Regions from separate parts of the Homo sapiens genome. Here region 2 is linked to region 1. A link is a contact called in ENCODE Hi-C or POLR2A ChIA-PET data. All regions are on one chromosome and are shown on one strand. The core of a region is the stretch at or near the end of the contact, and the rest is flanking DNA. Distances in the headings are between cores, read along the strand shown.

Region 1 (6,781 bases), core at 3,650-6,149:
TCCCATTAGTTGCATGATAATGGAGTTGTCCAGAGTGCAGAAACAGCCCAGGAGAGGTGAGTGCATCAGGAAAGACTTCACAGAGCGAGGGACACATGAGGGAAGGTTTGCAGGAAGAGCACGCATTTGCCCACTGGTCAGGATGGCTGCAAAAGTAAAGTGATAGTCATATGTTCAGTTCTTCCCGCACAACACCAGCTCCTGGGCTAGGTATATGAGTACTGGTTTTTACCTTACTTAGTCTTGCCCTAAGGAGCTTTTGCTCCTTCTGGAGTTCCTCAGGGCTCTGACTGCCAGGCAGTGGGGTCCCATGAGGTGGACTCCTAGGGACGGCTTTAGGAGTGTCTTGAGTACCAGCAGGAGGTGGTAGTACTCTTCAGCCTCTACTGGGTGGGCCCATCCTTCCAGGTAGGGGGTGGTTCTGTCACCTAGGCTGAGAGCTGAGGTGGGTGATTTCACTATACTCAGGCTCTGGTTTGTCATGTCCTGCTCTAGAGCTGTGAGGTCATGATCTTAACCCTTAAGTCTTTAGAGCTGCCCTGGGCCCACCTTGAGCTTCAAGGAGCTGGCTCTGGACCCATGTCATCTCTTTTTGCAGGAGGGATAATGTGGAGGGATGCTCTGCCTCAGCCCCCAGTCCAGACTGGGGGAGCAGTGCCTTTCTACTGTTCCTTTTATAGTTTATAAGGATGTTACAAACCTCTTCTCCCTTGCGGGTATCCTCACCACCCTTTGGGTGAGGCAACAGGCTCAAGAGAGTAGGTGGTGCCTCACAGTCATCAGCTACATTACAGACACAGGCTTCTGCCAGGCTCCTGGGTTAAAAAGGGCTTTTTCTCCACCAGAGTATATCTTGAGGATGCTGTGCAGATGCCATGCTGTGGGTTAACAGGTGCTACACAGAAGAATTGGGTCAGTGGCCAGAGAGATTTGGCCCATGCAGAGGCTATGGTTCAAACAGGTAGCCTTCCTGCAGATCTCCTCAGGGCATACACTTCTGTACTATATTTCTTTGTTCAGCTCCTCTGGGGGAGTGTAGGATGCTGCAGTTTCCAAATTCATTTCACAGAGCCCTTTTTGGTTGGGCCATCTGGTGAGACAGAAGCTGTCAGTGTAGCCAGAAGCTTGGGGTGCATGCTCCACCATCACACATTTATAAATTGAAGTTTAACTTTATCCTCGAGGCCAGAGTTTTGGTCACAAAGGTGGCCTTGAGCTCCTTTCAAGTGCAGATGCTTCTTTCAGTGTGGAGGAACGACCCATGTGTTGCGGCTCAGCTGGTCACCTGATGGGCATTACCTGGTGTCTGCCCATGCCATGAACAACTCAGGCCCCACTGCCCAGATCATCGAACGGGAGGGATGGAAGACCAACATGGACTTTGTTGGGCACCGGAAAGCTGTGACTGTCGTGGTGAGTGCCCAGGGAACTAAAGGGAGATGGGCTCCAAGATTCAGCAAATATTAATTCTTGGTTTATTTTGAATAGTTATACTTAAATATTTAAAAGCTAATTTTACAAAATAGAGTATGTACTTGGTTGATTTATTGGCAAACTTTACATGTGAACATCACCAAAATCAGTCTTGGGTTAGGAACATCGTAGCTCCACATCAGCCTTTTACACACTCAGGTATGCTTGGGGTGCCCAAGCACGGTGCCACCCTCACCTGGCTCCAGTGAATACAGGTACAATTCTGGTATACCCACCAAGCACTGTGCTTGTCCCCACACCTGGCAGCATCAACCACAGGTGCAAGGCCATGCCATGGATCACTGAGTTGGGAGCTGCTGCCAGATCTTGCTGCGGCAGGTGAAGAGCTCAGAGGCGTGAACTGCTGTCAGTCCTTAGGCATGAGAGTTGTCTGGCCACTCGTCTTATGCTTCTCCATGACTTTAATTAAATAGTGTCCTGACAGAGCCCAAGGCAAGCTGTTAAGTAGTTGCGAATAATCTGTGAGAACCAGGATTTTCTCAACACTGGGCAGCCAAATAAAATAAACAGATTGGTGGACTAAGGTTGATAAAAGTGAAGGATCATCCAAGACCCTGATGAAAATAGACTCACTTTTGCCCGTGTTTAAATAGATAATAAGTATCGGCCGGACACGGTGGCTCATGCCTGTAATCCCAGCACTTTGGGAGGCTGTGGTGGGCGGATCATGAGGTCAGGAGGTCAAGACCAGCCTGACCAACATGATGAAACCCCGTCTCTACTGAAAATACAAAAATTAGCTGGGCATGGTGTCATGCGCCTGTAATCCCAGCCACTCAGGAGGCCGAGGCAAGAGAATCACTTGAACCCGGGAGGCGGAGGTTGCAGTGAGCTGAGATTGCGCCACCGTACTCCAGCCTGGGCGACAGAGCGAGACTCCGTCTCAAAAATAAAAATAAAAAAAGATAATAAGTATCATATATTGTACCTTAAAACACAAATTTTATATGAATAAAATATTACTTATTAAATTTTTTTGTTTTGGAGTTCATGTAGGGTTTTGTTTGAACCAGAGCTTTGTTGCTAAAGTCTTTGGAAATCAGTGCTTCATGGTTAGTGCTCTACGTGATTCTCCCATGCAGTCCTCACAACCACTTTATTAGCAGCTCTGGGAGATCACGACGCCTGCCTATGGCTCACAGAGCTCCTAAGGCCCTGCAGCCTCATTGGTGTTAGAGACAGCAAGCCCAGGGACACGCCTCTGAGTTCCATCTTCTCCAGTCTCTGTGCACCCCGGCCATTCCTGCCTGCCCTCTGGAATTAAAACATCTCTAGGCTACCTGACACCAGGCTTTCAGGAACCCTCCTTCTTCTGCCCTCAGTTGTCCTAGGTTGGGGATTCCCAGAGCGCCCACCCCTTTAAATCCAGGAGGGTGTCTGGGAGCTCAGTGAGTGCTTTCATCCTTTGCAGAAACAAAGACAAGTTACTCTCGGGGTAGTTCCCTGGACTAAGCAGCCAACCAAGCACCTTTGTGTGATATTGCCATGGTCACTGGCCCAGGGAGATCACAAATGACTCTCTGACTGAGCAGATCTCTGCTAGACGGTTATGACTGAACAACAAATGCAGTGAGGCAATAAGGAATTCAGAGATTCACACCCCTCCTGCCCATCCCCTTGGCCTCCCTTAGGAGATAGGGAGTGAGTAGGTCTTTGTTTCTGAAGCCCCCTTGCAGGCTCAGCTTTTCTGCAGGTCCTAGGGCTGGCCCTGCCTGGCCAGAGGGAATTGAGAAGGCTAGTTTCAGTAGCTACGCATCCCTTCTACTTGGCAAGCTCCAGAAATGGAGAGTTTGGTAGCTCTAGTTTCAAATCTGCATTTCCCAGCTTACTCATTTGGTGCCTCCGCACATACTTTCTGACCTCCCTAAGCTTCCTTTCCATCATCAGCCAGATGCCTCATAGGTGGTCGGGAAGATGAAATGCATGCTCAGTGCCTGGGCTCAGAGAATGTCTGTGGGAGACTCCCTTCAGTGGGCTGGGACTTGGGCACAGGGGACATGCCTGATGCTTGATTAATTATTTTTAACATCTGTTATTTGGCTTTAGAAATTCAACCCAAAAATCTTCAAAAAGAAGCAGAAGAATGGGAGTTCTGCGAAGCCTAGCTGCCCGTACTGCTGCTGTGCTGTTGGCAGCAAGGACCGCTCGCTTTCTGTCTGGGTGAGCCTGCTATCCTGAGCTTTTGTTGCAGGACGGGAGGTGTAGGTTGGTAAAGTAGCAAGTGGAGGAAAGAGACCTGCTTTGGGTGATGCTAAGAGTGTATTTCTATTCTGCACCTGGGGTCAGCCCCTCCTTGGAAGCTCACAGGCTCTCCTGCTCTCCCAGAAGGAAGTGCTGAAGACTGGGTCTGTGCCCAGCCAGGAGAGGCCACCTTGACCCCCACCTAGACCAGCTCTTGTGTCCAGACTCAGGCAGCACCCTCAGTGGTCAATGCCATGAGCAGCATGTTGGGCTTGCTTCCTATTAGAAAAATCTTTATATGGCTGGGCGCGGTGGCTCACGCCTGTAATCCCAGCACTTTAGGAGGCCGAGGTGGGCGGATCACAAGGTCAGGAGTTCGAGACCATCCTGGCTAACACAGTGAAACCCCGTCTCTACTAAAAATACAAAAAATTAGCTGGGCGTGGTGGTGGGCGCCTGTAGTCCCAGCTACTCGGGAGGCTGAGACGGAGAATGGCGTGAACCTGGGAGGCAGAGCTTGCAGTGAGCTGAGACCGCGCCACTGCACTCCAGCCTGGGCAACAGAGCGAGACTCCGTCTCAAAAAAAAAAAAAAAAGAAAAAGAAAAATCTTTATATAAAGTGTATTCACCTGAAAGGTACAGTTTGGTGAGTTGTCATACATGTTTACACACCAGTGTCATCACTGCCTAGAGCACTCCTTTTTGTCCCTTTGTCCCTCCCCAGTCAAGACCTCCCTCACCACCAAAGCAACCACTCTAATGGCCTCTGTTACACTGATGAGTTTTGCCTGCTCTTGAACTTCATATAAATGCAATTGTGTGGTACTTGCTTCTTTGTGTCTTCATTTCTTTTGCTTGGCACAGTGTTTTTGAGATTCGTGTATGTTGCTGCACTTAACAGTATTTTATTCCTTATAATTTCGGTGTAGCATTCCACTGTATGAATACACCACAATTTGTTTATACAGTCTCCTGTTGATGGACATTAAGATTGTTCCAGTTTTGAGATATTATGACTAAAGCTGATATGAACATTCTTGTATAAGTCTTTATGTGGATGTACGTTTTCATTTATGAGTACATACCTATGAGTAGAGTTCTAAAATTAAAAAAAAAAACAAAAAAATAGTACCAAGTGTCAGCAAGGACATGATAAGCTGGAACTGATACATTGCTGACACGTGTTGCTGACAGGTGTTTACGCTGGCATGAGCACTTGGGAAAACTGTCTGGCAGTTTCTACCACAGCTAAGCATATGACCTAGAGCACTTCCACTCCTAGGCATACAACCAAGACAGATAAGTGCTTATGTCCACAGAAAAAGACACACAGAAAGCTGACGCCTCTATTAGTCCATTTCACCCCTGGGTGATGCTGTGATGGGTAAGGTTGTGAGCCTAGTACTCCTCACTCGCTGGATCCCCTGAGATGAGGCGATGTCTTCAGCTTCTTTTTTTTTTTTTTTTTTTTTTTTTTGAGACAGAGTCTCCCTCTATTGCCCAGCAGGCTGGAGTGCAGTGGTGCAATCTTGGCTTCTTGAGTCACTGCAACCTCTGCCTCCTGGGTTCGAGCGAGATTCTCCTGCCTCAGCCTCCTGAATAGCTGGGATTACAGGCCACCACACCCGGTTAATTTTTTTGTAATTTTAGTAAAGATGGGGTTTCACCATGTTGTCCAGGCTGGTCACAAACTCCTGACCTCAGGTGATCCGCCCGCCTTGGCCTCCCAAAGTACTGGGATTACAGGTGTGAGCCACCACACCCAGCCCGATGTGTCTTCAGTTTCATTGTTCCCCTCACCTTCCTAACTCAGTGCCCTCTACAGAGCAGGTTCTCAGCAGATATACTCAATGGTAGTTGGCGAGTGAGAACCCAAGGGTAAGAACTGTGGCGGTTTCTAAGTGAGGGCTCCTGAAGGGTTAAGTTTCTCACTGCCAGGGGCTGGTGTGCTGTGACCTGACTGTGTGGTAAGAGACACCTCCGCATGCAGTGCAGGGAGCAGTCTTGGTGCTGAGCATCAAGGTGCCAATATATTTAAAGTTTGATAAAGCAAAGTGCACACACATTAATTTTTTTTTTTTTTCATTTTGTAAAAAAGTGTCCCTATAAGCAGAGCAAGTTGGAAGTTCTGGGTTTGAAGGTTATCCTCTGGCTGCATTTATTAGTTTGGTATAGAGAAATATATTACTGTGTGCGTTGTGATTTTTTTTTTTTTTTTTAGGCCAAGTATTCACTTAACACCCATTCTGGAACCTGAACCACAGTACCACAGATTGCCGTTCAGGGGACCTTCCCTGTTTCCTCCCAGCCAGAGGCCCTGTTTGTGGCGCTGCAACCAAAACATCACTGACTGTGATGCCCATATTTCTTAGAATGCTCAGGTTAGGCAGTCACACGGCCTGTAGATTTCTGAGGGGTCTGTAGGCACATTTATGAGAGGAGGGACAAGGCAGCTTTTTCTAGAAGTGGAATTAAGGTGGAGGCGAGATTCTTAATGTGGGTTCCAGATCGTTCAGACTTCAGCCCCCTCTCCACCACTAGGGTAGACACAGCTTCTCCTTCCCCACATAGCAGTCTCAGGCTGCACTGGGACGCTCAGCCCCACAGCCTCCCAGAAGCTGCAGCAGCACCTATGGGAGCCCACCATCCCGTGAGGAAGTGTGTTTCTTCCCTGCCCATTGTCCTGCAGTTCAGGGCCAGCCAGCAGGGTAGCCAGGCACTTGTGCACAAGTGGAAAGGCCTACCATAGTTGTGGGAACGTGGAGTCAGAGTGTATGCCAGCAATTGAGTGACTCGATAGAGAATATGCACAGTGCATGCTATGCAGTCATCCAGAAGAGACTTTTACAGGATATTTAATGACATACTTATTGTGTGTTAAATGAAAAAACAGACACAACTATGAAGAATAAAATAAATTCTTACTTTGAAGAATAAAATAAATATTTGCACAAAATAGAAGATAATAATTCATCAAAGTATTAATAGTCGGTAACTAGGCCCAGATTAAGGGCCCAGGTGTGTATTTCTGTACTACCTACACATAGTGTAGAATGAGCCTTGGATAAATGTGTACCAGAGTCCCTTGGGCCCAGGGAAGATGTG
Region 2 (6,781 bases), core at 2,953-5,452, 250 kb before region 1:
ATCCTGTTCTTTCTGTTTTTCAGACTCAATTATTTTCTTTCTATTCCTTAGATAACCCCAACTGACCTCTTTAAGTGTAATGATTCTTTTTTCTACCCACATAAATCTGCTGTTTTGATTGTTTGTTTGAGACAGAGTTTTGCTTTTGTTGCCCAAGCTGGAGTGCAATGGCGTGATCACGGCTCACTGCCCTCTTGAACTCTCGGGTTCAAGTGATTCTCCTGCTTCAGCCTCCCATGTAGCTGGGATTACAGGCATGCACCACCATGCCTGGCTAATTTTTTTGTATTTTTAGTAGAAACAGGGTTTCACCATGTTAGCCAAGCTGGTCTCAAACTCCTGACCTCAGGTGATCCATCCACCTTGGCCTCCCAAAGTGTTTGGATTACAGGCATGAGCCACCACGCCTGGCCATAAATCTGCTGTTGAGCCTCTCTGGTGAATTTTTTATTTTAGTTATCATACATTTCACTCCAGAATGTCTTTTTGTTTTTTAAATAATTTATGGCTGGGCATGGTGGCTCACACCTATAACCCCAGCACTTTGGGAGACTGAGGTGGGCAGATCACTTGAGGCCAGGAGTTTGAGACCAGTCTGGCCAACATGGTGAAACCCCACCTCTACTAAAAATACAAAAATTAGCTGGACATGGTGGCACATGCCTGTAATCCCAGCTACTCAGGAGGCTGAGGCAGGAGAATCGCTTGAAAACCCGGGAAGCAGAAGTGAGCCAAGATCACACCACTGCACTCCAGCCTGGGCAACAGAGTGAGACTCCATCTCAAAAAAAAAAAAATTATTCTCTTTATTAATATTCTCTATTTGGTAAGACATCATTCTCATATTTTTTGTTAGTTCTTTAGACATAGTTCCTTTTAGTTCTTGAACATATTTAAAAGCAGTTCATTTAAGGTGTTTGTACGGTGAATCCAACAATCTGGGCTTTCTCATGGACAGTGTCTCATAATTTTTGTTGTTAAAAACTGATATTTTAAAATAATATAACATGGCAACTCTGGAAATCAGATTCCTGCACCCCCTCCTCCCCAGGGTTTGTTGCTGTTTGTTTGTTCAGTGACTTTCCTGGGCTAATTATGTAAAATTTGTATTTGTTTTTGTGTGTGGCTACTGAAGTCTCTATTCAGTTAGCTTAATGGGCAGCTAAATGACTGGACACAAATATTTTTAGATACCTGGAACCAGTATGTCTCTTAGCCTTTGCCGAGGGGCTCTGTGTATGGGTAGGGGCACACTTTTGACCCTCAGCCAAGCAGTTGGCAACTCCACCTTACTTTTTACTTCCCACTTCTGCAGAGCTTCAAGGTTAGCCAGAGGTGAGAGGTGAGGTTCTCCTGAGTATACACTCATCCCTGCACATGGCCTTCTAGATGCCCAAGAATGTGTCAGAGCTTGTCAAAGCCCCTATAGACATCTTGTTTCCCAGCTTTTCCTTTTAAATATCTGGGTTAGCTTGTTATTTGCTCCAACTGTTATACACCACCTCAGGCAACCATGATATACAACAATCACCTCTGGTTGTTTTCAACAAATGCTCCTAGGGAAACAGCTCTTTATACTGGGCATCCCCCAAGTCCGATCAAATAAAGAAAGTCTTGTGGGTGGGGTCTTTATGGAACCACCAGAGCGGTCAAATAATGACAATTCTGTGGAAATGGGGCTCCAACCCTCTCTACACCTTTCAGCAGCTGCCATATGTTCATTTTCACCATAGTGGTGGGCTGTTAGTCTCCAAGACCATTGTGGAGCTGAGGGGAGAATGATGAGAACAGTGCAGGCTAAAACATCACACAGAACAGGCACCGTGGCTCATACCTGTAATCCCAACATTTTGGGAGGCTGAAGCAGGAGGATTGCTGGAGGTCAGGAGATCTAGACCAGTCTGGGCAACATAGTGAGACCCCATCTCTATAATAAATTTAAAAATTAGCAAGTCGTGGTGGTTCACACCTGCAGTCCCAGCATTTTGGGAGGTTAAGGTGGGAGGATCCCTTGATCCCAGGAGTTCCAGGTTACGGCGAGCTATTATGGCACCGCTGTACTCCAGCCTGGGGGACAGAGCAATAACCTGTCTCAAAAAAAAACCCACAAAACACCACGAAGTCCATTGTTCTTATTGAAAGTCAGCTGTTTTTCTTGAATAAGCATTCCCTAAATTTCTGTGGGCCTTTGGTTAATTTCCAGAGTTTTGAAACAGCTGATTATGATGATTTTTTGCCAGCATTGTCGTCAAGTTTCTGGAGGAGAGAATTTCCAAAGGTCCTTAGTCCACCATTTAGCTGGTGTCACCTCTCCGGAGCCATTCCTTACTCTTGCTGAGACTCAACCTCTTGCAGTGAACTGGCGAAAAGTAAATGTTCAAGATCCTGAAGGGGCAGATCTACAGGTAGAAAGCAGATCGGGGTCTGCTTTGAGCCAGGGGTGGGGCAGAGAGTGGGGATTGCAAACAGGCACAAGAAAATGTTTTTTGGGTGATAGAAATGTTCTAAAACTGGACTGAGGGGATAGTGGCACGACTCTATAAATTTACTGAAACTCAATACAATGGGTGTATTTGGAGTTAAGTAAATAATACCTGAATAAAACTGTAAAAAAAAAAAAAAGTAAGTGTGGAAACCTACTCAGCCACAGGTCGTGGCATGGAGGGGCCTCTGTGGCACCTCCAACAGGCGAGCAGGAAGAAGTGCAAGGTGAGATGCCGTCAGACCACATGAATGTGTGTGCCCCCAGATGCCTGTGAAGGCAGCAGGAGGCTGTGGGACCGCTCACTGGGGTGGGAGTAAACTGGGAAAGATCTATGTGTGCCCAATTGCAGAGGCCCCTAGAGCAGCGGGGACAACAGGTCTGTGGCTCCAAACAAGTTCTGGGGCCCCCATATAAAAAGAGAGGCAAGGCCCTGGGAAAGAATGAAAACACTTTGAGTGAGGAAAGCTGCAGAGAAAGAGCCCTGGAGGGCATCATCTCAGAGAGGAAAGGGAGGTGCCCAGCCAGGGAGCGAGAGGCAGGAGCTCGAGAGGAGAGCTTAGAGTCAGGAGAGAGCTCCCTAAGGGAGGGAGCAATCAACACCAGTGCTGTGGAAAAACCTGCGAAGTAAGGGAAGGACTCAGGCTGCCCATGTGGCCCTTGGGGACCTAAGACAGAGCTCTGTGCGGTGGAGAGGGTGCGAGATTTGGGGGGGCATGGGGACATGGCCACGTGCTGAGGCACAGGAGGTGAGGCAGGAGGGGCAGGCTGATCAAGCGGCAGTTGGCTGTCAAGCTTGCCCTCTCTGGCAAGAGCATGCATAACTCTGACAGGAAGACACCCCTGGGGAGGGAGAGGTCCAGGCACTCCTCGCCAACCCCTCTGTGCTTTCAGCTTTTGGGTGTCCCGGTTACCTGCTTTCAGACTCGTTGCCTCACATAAAATGGGTCATGCTTTGCTGTCAGATGTCCAAGTCCAGCTTCTTTGTGCTTGGGTGATGAACCTTTCTGAGATGGTGATGGTGCTGTGTGTACATCAGACCCCTGATTAGATGTGGTCTCACCTCCCCTGCGTTGATGGAACAGCTTTGCTCAAGTCCCTGGTGGGCCAGGGGTCCAGCTGAGGGGCAAATGGTCTGCAAACTCTGAGGAGCTCAGTGACATCCTGGCCCCACTCCAGCCTGAGAGCCAGCGGTGGGGAGTGGGCTCACACCAGCTCAGGTGTCTGGAATCCCGGCTGCAGGCCATTTTGAGAGATCTGCCAGGGATGAGGAGAGGCCTCTCCTGAGATCCTCCCTCCCTTAGGACCCAGAGCAGGAGAGTGTCCTTGGGCACAGCCCTGCGGCAGAGGGCCTATGCTGACATTAGACCTATGCTGATGTCAGAGGGAGGCTGGACAGTGTGTGATGCTGGCTGGATTGGGGCCACAAGCCTGACTAGCTATTGCTCCACAGGTCTAGCAAAGCCCAGCCACACTGGGGACACAGGGTCTGCTGACATTGAGGTCCCGGCTGACATTGAGGTCCCCACCAAGATCACAGAGCTCCAGGTGTCTTCCAAGTGGCCGGGGAACCAGAAACACCATAACCGAGACACTGGATCTTCGCAGGCTAAAGGGAAACGTTCCCGTGTTATAATTGAGAATTTGGTTTAGATATAATGTCACTGAGTGGGGAAAGAAGGCACGTTTGCACAATAAATATACTTGTGCAATCAGCTATTCTTAAAATATAAGCCAATAAAAATAGCATCCTTATCTTACATCACACATGTGGCAGAAGGAAGAAGCCCATAATCAGAGGCTTGCATCTGCACCATCTATGGCACTTTTTCCAAAACAAGGCTGTACCCCCACCCGCCATCACCCGCCCCACCCTGGGGGCTGATGGGAAGATCTGGATGGACTGAGGCAGGCACTTATGGTTAGAAAAGCCCTCCTGGGAAATCTGATGCATACCCCTAACTGGGAACCACCGGATTTAAGAGCCAAATGTAATAAACCAAATACAGGGGAAAAACAGGAAAATGCTCCCTTTCCCTCAAATGTGCAAGCATCGTCTAAGCATAGGAGCAAAGGTGATGCCGTGAAGATAAGAAGCCAGAGGTCTGGCCATGGAAACCCATAGACGTGCAAAGGCCATGATAACATGCTGGAAGGCATATGACAAGGGAATTGAAGAGCTTTTGCACATCAGCCAGGAAGAGGTAAACATTCCAGTACAAAAATGGGCAAATGATAAGAAAAAGCAATTCACAAAAGACAATTACAAATAGCCAAGCAACAGGCAATGAGCACTCAGCCTCAGCAGGCAGCAAACAAATATACCTAGTTTTAAAGTGAGGTTTCAGGCAGCCGTATATGGGCCTATATAAAACTTATCTCCAAGCTTCAAAATTAAGTGAAAAAGGCTGGGCGTGGTGGCTCACACCTGTAATCCCAGCACTTTGGGAGGCCAAGATGAGCGAATCCCTTGAGCCTAGGAGTTTGAGACCAGCCTGGCCAACATGGCTAAATGCCATCTCTACAAAAAATACAAAATTAGCCTGGCATGGTGGCGCCCACCTGTGGTCCCAGCTACTAGGGAGGCTGAGGTGGGAGGATCTCTTGAGCCCAGGAGGTCGAGGCTGCAGTGAGCCTGCAGTCCAGCCTGGGTGACATAATGAGACACTGTCTCACAATAAAATAAAGTGAGGTTTCATTTTTGGCCGATCACAATGGCAAAGTCTCTTTCCAAAGGGTATGTGTGGTGGCCTGTGGCCAAGGCCTGTGCCTCCAGCAGGGCCCAGAGCACTTCCAGGAGCCCCTCCTTGATCCAGGATTCTCCTCCAGTCATTTATCGTTTAGGAATTTCAATAATTGAGTACAGCCATCTTGTTCCAAGATGTTCCCAATATTATGTATACCAGGAAAGAAGAAAGAAACAAGAATATATGACTAACCACCAGAGAACAGTTAAATCCATTTCAGCATCTAATGGAATGAAGGCAGTTACTGGTAACTGTATTTTAGGAGATGATTGAATAATATGAAAAATCCTTTTAAAGGGATGAAAACAAGGATCAAAACTAAATATAGAATATTTCCACTTAAAATATGCACTTATATCTGTTTACCAAAATCCAGGAAAATTTGTTAATGCTTGAACAATGATCACTGTGGCTTGGTGGGGGCACCAGGTAATTTTAATTTTCTTCTGTATACTTTTCTATGGTTTCTGAATTTTCTGAAATTATTACACTATGACTACAGTCAGTAAAAAGTATTATTAAAAGGATCGTTGTAGTCTTTCCCCAGGGCTCCCGGTGTGCGAGCCACGTTTCCTTAGCCTGGTTGTTCTTGGCACATCTGTTCCCAAAAGGAGGTGGGCACAGCTGGTCAAGGCCAACATGGGGCCCACTTCCTCGGTCCCATTGCTCCCTTAGGAGGCAGACGGTGCTTGGTCCATGCAGTTCTGCAGTCACACCCTACACGCCTGCCACATCGGCCACAGGTAACCACGCATGGGTGCTGAAGGAAGACCTGGCACCGCTGCTGCGTGGGCACTGCAGGATGGCGTGGAGCGGGCCCAGGCGGGCCTGGACAAACCCTGCTCTTGGGCGCATCTGTGGCCTGAGAAAGGGGGCAGCAGCTGGGCTCCAAGCGGTCAGTGCCAACACCAGGACAGCCCCATGCATGGCACGCACTCTGATGTCATTAAAAACAGAGGAAGCCCGAAAGAGCCCTGCACACACGCTCACCAGTGTCTCACAGTCCTCGCCCAGGAATCCCACGGTGCCTCACAGTGGACACGCCCTTACCTGGCCAATGCTGCCCCCCTGCCCCCTCCCCCACCTCTTCTCCTTCCCTTCGTCTTCCCCTCTCACCTTTCCCTCCCTCCCCTCCTCCCTCCTCTCCTTCTCCACCTTCCCCCTCCACCCCTCTCAGACCCACTGGACTGCAGCCACCACACAGCCAGATGCTGTACTGCGTGGAGAGCAGGTACCTCCACTCCGAGGACATGCTCTAAAGTAGCAGTCCCCAACCTTCTTGGCACCAGGGACCGGTTTCGTGGAAGACAATTTTTCCACCGATGGGGTTGGGTGGGGGATAGTTTCGGGGTGAAATTGTTCCACCTCTGATCATCAGACATTAGATTCCCGGAAGGAGCGCACCACCTGGATCCCTCACATGCGCAGTTCACGATAGAGTTTGCCTCCCATGAGCATGGAATGCCCAGCTGATCCGACAGGGGGCGGAGCTCGGCGGTAAACTCGCCCACCGCACACCTCCTGCTCTGAGGCCCGTTCCTAACAGGCCACA

The links. Hi-C counts contacts between places; a loop is a spot of excess contacts on that map. ChIA-PET counts read pairs that join two places held with the same protein, here RNA polymerase II (POLR2A). Pooled maps may share reads with other maps.
Region 2: a loop to region 1 is called in a pooled map, with 1.9 times the contacts of the local background. The contact joins two enhancer-like sites. A Hi-C loop is called at or near these places in 4 of 168 maps with a recorded cell type or tissue (CD4-positive, alpha-beta T cell, CD8-positive, alpha-beta T cell, GM13977 and 1 more), 1 of 37 single-sample maps with no recorded cell type and 13 of 50 pooled maps. POLR2A ChIA-PET finds 5 or more read pairs at or near these places in 1 of 52 experiments (activated CD4-positive, alpha-beta T cell).

The regions. Positions count from the first base shown.
Region 1 is chr22:19,388,974-19,395,754 of GRCh38, reverse strand. HIRA (histone cell cycle regulator) reads left to right here. Exons shown (of 25, transcript NM_003325.4): 8 at 1,246-1,413; 9 at 3,541-3,654. Among named protein-coding and RNA genes, the nearest start is that of HIRA, 39 kb to the left of the region's middle. Within about 2 kb of position 4,899, at least 2 of the 41 ENCODE cell types and tissues checked have a DNase peak (open chromatin) inside an H3K27ac peak, as active enhancers do.
Region 2 is chr22:19,641,497-19,648,277 of GRCh38, reverse strand. No RefSeq gene overlaps it. Among named protein-coding and RNA genes, the nearest start is that of SEPTIN5, 70 kb to the left of the region's middle. Within about 2 kb of position 4,202, at least 2 of the 41 ENCODE cell types and tissues checked have a DNase peak (open chromatin) inside an H3K27ac peak, as active enhancers do.